2 separate regions of the Homo sapiens genome follow, and region 2 is linked to region 1. Evidence: read pairs that join two places in POLR2A ChIA-PET (ENCODE). Cell type or tissue: endothelial cell of umbilical vein. All regions are shown on one strand. Each heading gives the region's core, and the rest is flanking DNA. Links, peaks and the distances in the headings are about the cores only.

Region 1 (6,360 bases), core at 1,343-5,342:
TCCCCAGCCCTGCCACTGACCTTTGACTGCTCACTTCCCAATTAGGTCCATGGGGACAGTGGGTGACTCACATGATGCCTCATTGTAGTCACCTGGCCATGTGACTCATGAAAAAAAAAAATCTCATGCTTACTGTCCTACATAGGCACAAGTGGTTTATCTAGAGCAAGTTGCTAAGAAAGTTTATTTTAATTTTGGTCCTTCCTTAAATGTAGCATCAGCTAAGTAACCCAAGGAAGGAGAAGGAGACAGGGAGGTGGAGTTTAGGGTAACACATACCTCTGTGCTCTGAGCAAAAAGCTCCAGTAAGCATCACCCAAAGCAGTAGAGAACCCAGGCACCATATTTCATCAAATCTAACACTATGAATATAGTATATGTCCTGATTTTAGAGATTTAAAACTGTTTTTAAGTATATCAGAGCCAGTTAAGTACGGTATTTAACATTGGAAAACATTTGTGTATAACTTGCCTCCACCAATATTAAAATGTGTTATAAGTTGACTTATGTCCCCAAAAAAGATATGTTGAAGTCCTTACCCCAGTGCCCATGACCATGACCTTACAGAGAAATCAGGTCTTTGCAGATGTGATCAATTGATGTCGTTAGGGTAGGCCCTAATCCAACATGACTGATGTCCTTATGAGAAGAGGAAAACACCACACGAAGAGAGAGACATATAGAGAGAATGCCACATGAGGCAGAGATTGGAGTGATACAGCCAGAAACTAAGGAACACCAAGGATTGCCAGCCAACACCAGAAGATAGGAAGGAGGAAGGATTCTACCCAGAGTCTCAGAGGGACCATGGGCCTGCTGACACCTTAATTTCAGATTTCTAGCTTCCAACAAGAATAAATTTCTGTTGTTTTATGCCACCCAGTTTGTGGTGCTTTGTTACAACAGCCCTAAGAAACTAATACAAAATGGATTTGCATCTCCATCATGTATATGGCATGATTTTGAAGAACACTGCCGTGAAATACTTTGCATGATTGAAAAAAAGCCAGCATGAAATGAAATTTTTGTTGCATTTAATCCACGTATGGATAAGGTTTGAAAAATGGTTACTTTAGCTGTACATTTTTCTACCTATATATATCAATGGTGTCAGCATTCATTGATTCATTCATTCATTTACTCGACAAATATTCATTGAGCATCTACCTGTGCCAGGCACTCTCCTAGGCACTGGAGACACACTGATAAACTAAACAAAGCCCCTGCTCTTGTGAAGCTTACATTTTAGTGAGGAAGATGGTAACAAAAAATACACAACAAAAATGCACAATTTCAAACAGTGGCAAATGCTGTAAGAAAATAAAGCAGGATAAAGGAATAACAAGCAATAAGGGGAAGGACTCTCTTTAGAGCATGTGATCAGAAAAGGTCTCTCTGTGGAGCTGACATTTCAAAATGATGTTAAAGAGTGAATCCTGGGACGATCCAAGGCACAGACATTCCAGAAAGAACCCAAGGCAAGATCTGGATGGACATCAGCCTGTTAAAGAAATAGCAGGTGGAGAGAAAGGAGGAAGAGAAAAGCACAGAGGAGGTTAGAGGAGCAGTTAGGGACCAGAACACTAGGAAGCTATAGGCCATGGTAGAGAGTGTGGCTTTTTTCTCCACATAGTGGGAAGCCACTGGAGGAATCTGAGCAGAGGTGAGCAAAAAAAGATCATCCTGGCTGCTGAGTGCAAGACAGAAAGAAGGGAAGCAAAAAGGAAAGAGACTTATTATTCAATTAGAAATGTACTAAAATAATCCAGGCAACAGATGGCAGTGGATTTGGACAGTAGCGGAGCCACTGATGTGGTCAGACTCTAGATACGTTCCATCTAAAGACTTGCTGATGGATGGCTCATGGGGCATGAGGGTGTGAACAAATGTGAACCTGAAAGAGCCAGTCCTTCAAGATAGATCTGGAGTGGCTAAGTGGGCCTAAATTTTAAACAGAGCAAAGCTGCCATTTGCTGACTAGAGGTCACAACCCACTTTGAGTTCCCTGAAAATCAACACCTCTCTTCAACTTTGGGACCTCCAGAGCTAACCTAAAATAACCAGTCAGGGCTCTGCTGCCTTGACCAATCAGGCCTCAGTTGTTTCAACCAAACAGAACTAAGCAAGTTGGAATTGTTCATTTGCATAAGTGGACCTCATCAGGATCCTAGGCAGGAACTTTCATTATAAACCCCCAATTCTGACACCAACAGCTGAGTTTCCCCAGTTTCCAAACTGTTCATTGGAATAAAGTCTTTCCTCCCAATTCCTTTTCAGAGAACTTTTGTTCACAAGGGAAAAACAGGAAGGATTTTTGTCTGAGCAAGGGGATTCCCTGTACACAAAGTTCAAATGTCTTGACCACTGGCCATATCCTTTCATTGACCCTTCATGCTGTAAGAAAATAAAGCAGGATAGGCCGGGCATGGTGGCTAACACTGTAATCTGAGCACTGTGGGAGGCCAAGGCGGGTAGATCACCTGAGGTCAGGAGTTCAAGACCAGCCTGGCCAACATGGCGAAATCCAGTCTTTACTAAAACTAGAAAAATTAGCTGGGCATGGTGGCACGCACCTGTAATCCCAGCTACTTGGGAGGCTGAGGCAGGAGAATTGCTTGAACATGGGAGGCGGAGTTTGCAGTGAGCCAAGATCGTGCCACTGCACTCCAGCCTGTGTGATGGAGTGAGACTCTGCCTCAAAGGGAAAAGAAAGGGTGGGGGTGGGGGGGGCGGGGAATAGCAAGCAATGAGGGAAGGAGTCTCCTTTAAAGCATGTGGTCAGGAAAGGTCTCTCTGTGGAGCTGACACTTCAAGATGATGTTAATGGGAAGATCTAGGGCAGGTCCTGTCCTTGTAAATGAAGCCACATTATGTCTGGTTATCATCTCCAATGAGGTTAATTAGGTCGCCATGTGCTGAAGACTGCATAAAGCCCATTCCAGGGACAGAGTCCTGTCTTCTCTAAGGTTGTGGTCTAAAATTAACACCCAGCTCCTGAGAAATGTGGTAAGGCAGGAGCAGTAAAACAACAGATGGATATGGCAGAAAAAGCATGCAAAGCAGCAGGAAACCTCACGTCTAAAGCCATCTTTGCCCTTCCTCTGGCCGTATGACCTCAAGTACATCCCTTCATCTCTCTGGTGCTCTCTCCAAGGCCCAGTGCCTCTTTGAGTCTATGTCACATTCATAGTCGAGAAGTGATAACTGCTCTGTAGTATTTAACGGGTCTAACCAGCCACATCGGCCAAGCACCGGAGACTCCAAACAGCTGCTTCCTTTCCCCAGTGCTCCCGAGTTGTTAGGATTAAATGACATAACACGTATGAAAGAACCCTCTATAGTGGATGCTCAATAAATGTTCATTTCCTTCCCCCTTACTTTCACTCTAGTCACTTCCTACACCAGGAATCCCCATCCCCTCGCCTCCACCTCAGGGTCAGACGTGAAAGGGCCCTTTGTCTCTAACAGGATATAGTGAAGAAATCACTCTGGGCAGGAGACAAGAGTCCCCAGGGAGAGACCCAACCAATGCCACTGAGCCAGTTGTATGATCTTGGACAAGTCACTTCACTTCTCAGGAACTCCCTTTTTGCTTTTTTGTAAAACAAACAGGTGTCAAATTTGATGATCTTCAAGGTGCTGCCAGTCCTGGAAGTATCCACTCTTCCAGCCAGAAAACATCAACAGGGGGACTCATACCCTAGGAAGCCTAGCAACCCAAGGCATGAGAACCCTCAAACAAGGCACAAGTGGCCATTTCTTCCTGATGGCCTGATATTTGACTCAAACGCTGCATCTCAAGAGTTCTGGAAATTTTTATTAGCATCGACCCCACCTCATTCAGTATACAGAAGAAGCAGGTCTGTACCAAGCTGTCCGAGGCTCAGCCCAGGGGTGCCCTATTGGTGACCTCCTTGGCATCCTGCTGTCCAGTTCTGCAGCCTTCCTCCCCCAGCTCATGTGTTATGGGTGTGGACAGCAGGCCGCGGTGCTAACACCAGTCCTTACTGCCAGCCTGTCTTGGTAGGAAAGCAAACTGGTTCAACCGTTTGGGAGGACAAATTGACAACACCTACTAAAATTTAAATTTAAAATACGCATGCCCTTCGACCCACCAACTTTCATTCAAGAAATTAAGTCTGTAGAAACACTTGAACAAAGGTGCATAATAAATGAATAAGGATATCCCCTGCAGCTTTATTTGTAGTAGCAAATAATTGGGAATGATCCCAATGTCTGCCAACAGGGAATTGGTTAAGTAAATTCTGATATATCCATATAACAAAGAGTATGCCTTATGGCTAGAATTATAGCTCTTGGGATAAATAATGGAAAGCCATAAACTGACATAAAAAGATGCCTAGAGTATATTATTAAGAGACAATGGGCCAGGTGCGGTGGCTTATGCGTGTAATCCCAGCACTTTGGGAGGCCGAGGCGGGTGGATCACCTGTGGTTAGGAGTTCAAAACCAGCCTGGCCAACATGGCCAAACCCTGTCTCTATCAAAAACACAAAAATTAGCTGGGCGTGGTGGCAAATGCCTGTGATCCCAGCTACTCGGGAATCTGAGGCAGGAGAATTGCTTGAACCCAGGAGGCGGAGGTTGCAGTGAGCTGGGATCACACAACTGCACTCCAGCCTGGGCGACAGAGTGAGACTCCATCTCAAAAAAAAAAAAAAAAAAGACAATGATCCTATTATTGATTATCCTATTTGAGAAATAACAATAATGATAAATAATTATATATGTTGACAAATACATAGAAAAAAACTCTGCAGTAACTATCAACAGTGGTTATCTTTAAGGACAAGACTACAAGGAACTGGTACTGGTACTTTCTGCATTATATTTCTGAGCTGCCTTTTTTTAAATAATAAGCTTAATTACTTTTATAAGCTAAAAGAAAATTAAAGCTAATTTGAAATGTCCTCTGTTCTGCCTCCCTGTCGACATTTGCATTTATTTAAATGTAGGCTCCCCAGAGTCTGCTGGGCTTTCCACAAACTGCACCTTCAGCATCAAAACCTCTTGGAATGGCAAACTCAGCAGGAACACAGAAATGAGCTTTGGGGTATGGTTTGCATGAGGAGATGCTGGTCAAGGGATATAAATTTTCAGTTAGACAAGAGGAATAAGTTCAAGAGATCCACTGTACAACATGGTGACTATAGTTAATAACCGTATGTCATCTACCTGAAAATTGCTGGGAGGAGATTTTTAAGTGTTCTCACCACAAATAAATCAGAAGTATGTATGTGAGGTAATGCATATGTTATTTAACTTCATTTAACCATTCCACAATGCGCACATATTTCAAGACATCATGTTGTACATCATAAATATACATAATTTTTATTTGTCAATTTCAAACAATAATAATAATAAAAGAGAATGGAAAAAAAAAAAGGAATAAACTTTGTCAGGCCCACTCTCACAGCCTTCAAGAACTGCCCAGGGCAGCATGGTCTGTTCTCAACTTGTGGAAGTCCCAGAAAGGAAACACCACCCTCCCCTCCACTGGGGATTGGTCAAACATGCTCCTTGCAGGCGGCTCCAGCAAAGGCTCAACCTGGAGTTCAACACGTGCGATGGCTAAAGTTGGGGTCTGGAGCCATCAGTGGATCTCACAGACCCAGGTTTCTCTATCCAAAATTTCCATTAGCAAAGAGATGTAGGGTTGACTACAGGGACTTTTTAAGTGGCTACTGAATATGTCTTTTGCCAAACTTCTGGAGCTCTCTTCTAGTGCAAAGTTTTTCAAGCTTGATTTTAACAGCAGGATCTTCTTTTTTTCCCAAAGAAATCCTTACATGAACTCCAAATTGTTAATTAGTTAAAGGAGTTCCAGTTGAAGGTGGTGGGGAAGGGGCAGGAGCAAATTGAAGTATTTCCCTTCATCTTCTCTGTCCCACTTTGCAGCCCCTGGGACACCAAGAGACTGATGCCTAAAGGTAAAGTCACTTGTTCAAAGTCACCCAGCAAGCTGATGAAAAAGCCTGCAGAACTGTGAATCGAATGTAGGTTTCTTAATTCCAGATACGTTGTTCTTTCCACACTGAGCTTTTTTCTATATAAAAGGAAGTACTATATATCATGGGTTTAAGTAAAGGAATACACACACACACACAAATAAACATAAATGCGAGGGGAAATGTCTAAACAGAACACACCACCTGATTAATATGAACATTATAGGGGAATAGAATTAGAAGGGAACCAGCAATTTTAACGACTGACAATGATCCTATGTGGATGAACCTATTTGAGAAATAACAATATTTGTTTTGTTTTGTTCTGTTTTTTGAGACAGAGTTTTGCTCTTGTTGCTCAGGCTGGAGTGCAATGGCACAATCTCG
Region 2 (4,000 bases), core at 1-4,000, 360 kb before region 1:
CCTCAGCCTCCCAGGTAGCTGGGACTACGGGAGCATACCACCACACCCAGCTAATGTTTGTATTTTTTGTAGAGATGGGGTTTCACTATGTTGTCCAGGCTGGTCTCAAACTCCTGGGCTCAAGTGATCCGCCTGCCTCAGCCTCCCAAAGTGCTGGGATTACAGGCGTGAGCCACGGTGCCTGGCCCCCTGCTTAACTTTAAAAGTACAGGCTAATAAACATTAAGGAAGAGAATGTCCAGATGAGTACAAATAATGCAAGGTAATCAGTGCCCTATTAAGAGTTGCCCAGAATTGCAGTGTAACGTAATACACCTGTAAAATTTGTCAAATTGGTGATGAAGGTTAAAGGTGGTTAGAGTAGGGGTAGGGGATGTCTCAGAGGACCATATTGGTACTGTCAGCCAAACCACGGCAAGGATTATTTTTTTCTTCCTGGTAGTCATCTTAATTGATGTATAGTATATCTGCTGTTAGCTGCTACAACCTCCCTGAGAAAGCACAGATCATGACAGTAAACTATGTTCATTCTCTGCCAATTCCTCCCCAGTGTTGGAAACAGAAGCCCAGTAGTGAAAGCTACAGCTGCCATATACTTGCAGTGGAATCACAGGAGCAATCACAGGTCTTTGTAAGTGGCAGTAACAACTCACTTGACTTTCCTTCACCTGACACTGTCACCTATCACAACACTGGCCATCAAACTGGTAGAACAACCAGTCCTCTGATTTGGTTTCCTAGGGAAGGCAGTTGTTCGGCTCAATGTTTTGTTAACATCAAGGCTCTTATTCTTGCATTTGAAACCAAACACCTCAATCATTTTGCTTGCACCAGGGTTGGTACAAGAAGGCACGGTCCTTCTTGGGTGGGTATTTTGCATTGTCACAAATACTCTTATTTAGAGAAAACCAACTCTGAAACCCTAAAACTAGTATCTAGTAAAGGAAGAGATTCAGTTCTATCAAGCAATATATTTTTCAGTCAAGAGTGACGCTGTAAGTATAGATTCAGCAGTATAAACATATTACCAAAAGCTTGGATTTTTATTTATGCATTTTATTTTTGAGATGGAGTTTCGCTCTTGTTGCCCAGGCTGGAGTGCAATGGCGCGATCTCGGCTCACTGTGACCTGCGCCTCCCGGGTTCAAGCAATTCTCCTGCCTCAGCCTCCCAAGTAGCTGGGATTACAGGCATGCGCCACCACACCCGGCTAATTTTTTTTTTTTTTTTTTTTTTTTTAGTAGAGACAGGGTTTCTCCATGTTGGTCAGGCTAGTCTCAAACTCCCGACCTCAGGTGAACTGCCCGCCTGGGCCTCCCAAGTGCTGGGAATACTGGCGTGAGCCACCGCGCCTGGCCTGTTTATTTTAAAATTAATTGTTTTTTTTTGAGAGGGAATCTTGCTCTGTTACCCAGGCTGGAGTGCAGTGGTGCAATCTCAGCTCACTGCAACCTCTGCCTCCTGGGTTCAAGTAGATTCTCTCACCTCAGACTCCCGAGTAGCTGGGATTATAGGCATGCACCACCACACCGACTAATTTTTGTATTTTTAGCAGAGACGGGGTTTCGCCATGTTGGCCAGGCTGGTCTTGATCTCCTGACCTCAGGTAATCCACCTGCCTTGGTAAGTGTTGGGATTACAAGCATGAGCCACTGTGCCCGGCCCACTTGCTTTTATTTAATAACTTGCTAAAAAATAAAAACAAAAAACATTAGCACTTACATGTGGCTCCATGATGTCTTTCTGGTAATTCTGGAAACTTTTTGGGTTATAGAATTTGAAGAATCTATTTAGAGCTATAGAACTCCTCTTAATCCTCCCCAAGTTGTACTCAACAGATTTATTCCTTGCTCCCTAAAACCTATCCTTAGAAATTGCAAGTTGAGAATTCACCCCACCACTGCCCACTGTTCCAAAAAGCTTTACTGAATCTCATTAATGAAAAATAATGTAAAACTCTCCATAGGAGGCATTAACATACTTGTTTCTTCCAAACCTTCTGATTTCCACTAAAATTTGTAACCAAAATATATTAGGAAAAAGTAATTAAGCTTTAATGCTATTGCCTGGCCCAGTCTAACTATGATCTTTTAATTGTGGAGACATGGCAGTTCCCTGAAAGACCACAGCCTTTGGAGACTAGCAAACCTGGCTTGATCACTGGTTGATAGTTATTTTGCTGTATTAATTTGCCTTACTTTTCTGAGTCTGCATTCTCATCTGTAAAATGGGTGTATGACTTATGATAGGGAGCTATTTGAAAAACAAAACATCTGACACAGAAAAGGCTGAATTAAAACCTTTAGAGACCCAAAGCAGCAGGGCTATTGTGCCCAAATCACTCAAGGTATTGGTAGGAAAGAACACAAACTGAGGAAGGTTTAATAAAGGACTATTTACAGAGACATGGACAGAGTGCAGGAAAATCAATGAAGAATAATGGCGTAATCCAGGGCTGGTAACTAAGTCCTTTTTTTTTTTTTTTTTTTTTTTTTTGAGACAGTCTCGCTCTGTTGCCCAGGCTGGAGTGCAGTGGCACGATCTCAGCTCACTGCAGCCTCTGCCTCCCAGGCTCAAGCAATTCTTGTGCCTCAGCCTCTCAAGTAGCTGGTATTACAGACATGCATCACCATGCTTGGCCAATTTTTGTATTTTTAGTAGAAACAGGGGTTTCATCATGTTGACCAGGCTGGTCTGAAACTCCTGACCTCAGGTGATCTGTCTACCTCAGCCTCCCAAAGTGCTGGGATTACAGGTGTGAGTGACCGCACCCAGCTTGAGTCTTCTTTTTTTTTTTTGGAGACGGAGTTTCACTCTTGTTGCCCAGGCTGGAGTGCAGTGGCACGGTCTTGGCTCACTGCAACCTCTGCCTCCTGGGTTCTGGCAATTCTCCTGCCTCAGCCTCCCGAGTAGCTGGGATTACAGGCATGCGCCACCATGCCCAGCTAATTTTTGTATTTTTAGTAGAGACGGGGTTTCACCATGTTGGCCAGGCTGGTCTTGAATTCTTGACCTCAGGTGATCTACCCGTCTCGGCCTCCCAAAGTGCTGGGATTACAAGCGTGAGCCACCGCACCCAGCTCTCGAGTTCTCCTTTCTTTCTATTCCTAGATGTGAAGGAGCAAAGAGAAGGAGCCAGAAGCTAGAGGGGGCTGCTTGGTAAGAGCTGTGGTCTTTGCTAAAGGGACACAGACAACCCATGTGACCTGGCAATGAGAAAGCCAGAGTACTCTGACCATCTCTTCCTTATATCTTCTCATCTTCTTTGGATATTAATAATTGGATAAACAGAAGCTGAAGTCAGAGGGCAAGGGAGCCATTCATGCTGCAGTCCATGTGGGTCAGCACCCGCTGGGGTCCAGAGTGGGATGAAGAGGGGTTCTGAAAGGCAAATGGAAGACATCTAGTATAACCTCTCCCTGAACGTAATTCAAACTACTTAACTATTATTACAGACAAAAATCACATGTATGCTGAAAGTAAAATAACCTGTTTCCAGAATTTCTGATTGCAAAATTCTGAGTTCTTCAATTAAACCTGCATTTTTCTCAGTCTTTTTGGTGCCCCTGCTTCACTGGTGCCTTAAGAACATTTGAGAGCCTAAGGGCAGCCCTGAGCATGGTGCCTGAACTAGGGTGCCTCAAAACTAGGGACTGAGGAAGTCTCAAGTTCATTCCTGAATGCTGACTATAAGAGTCTCTGAGAGAGTTTTGAGAATGTAGAACTGATTTAGAATGAATCTCAGGATTTTTCTGTTAAGATCTATAAATTAGGAATTAAGGAACTGGATTTTTTTTGAATTTGAAAAATCCTATGATAGTATAACTTTGCATAAGCCTACTGAATGATAGGAAAGTTTTTAGTTTCTTATCAAAGAAAGAGAATAAAGTGAATCAGGACATCAGTTTCACATTGACATTTTTATTAACGCCAACTGTTTTTTAATTATTTTTTTAAAACAATAGCACAAAAATGTTTCAAGGAAGCAGTCTCACAATCT

What was found. Peaks named below come from ENCODE experiments on the same cell type or tissue, not always from the same donor. Only the 100,000 strongest peaks of a DNase experiment are listed, where the experiment ranks them.
Region 2: POLR2A ChIA-PET joins it to region 1 with 8 read pairs; 3 of 35 experiments call an interaction of 5 or more read pairs at or near these places.

Annotation. Positions count from the first base shown.
Region 1 is chr17:47,259,847-47,266,206 of GRCh38, reverse strand. All of the region lies in intron 1 of ITGB3 (integrin subunit beta 3), which reads right to left. Among named protein-coding and RNA genes, the nearest start is that of ITGB3, 9.2 kb to the right of the region's middle. In endothelial cell of umbilical vein, for the core only: no CTCF peak of the experiment used is centred there; a DNase peak (open chromatin) is centred at 3,426; H3K27ac peaks cover 1,003 bases.
Region 2 is chr17:47,623,178-47,627,177 of GRCh38, reverse strand. NPEPPS (aminopeptidase puromycin sensitive) reads right to left here. Exons shown (of 23, transcript NM_006310.4): 23 at 3,902-4,000. It overlaps KPNB1-DT (KPNB1 divergent transcript), which reads left to right. Exons shown (of 4, transcript NR_171700.1): 3 at 551-631. Among named protein-coding and RNA genes, the nearest start is that of KPNB1-DT, 24 kb to the left of the region's middle. In endothelial cell of umbilical vein, for the core only: no CTCF peak of the experiment used is centred there; no DNase peak of the experiment used is centred there.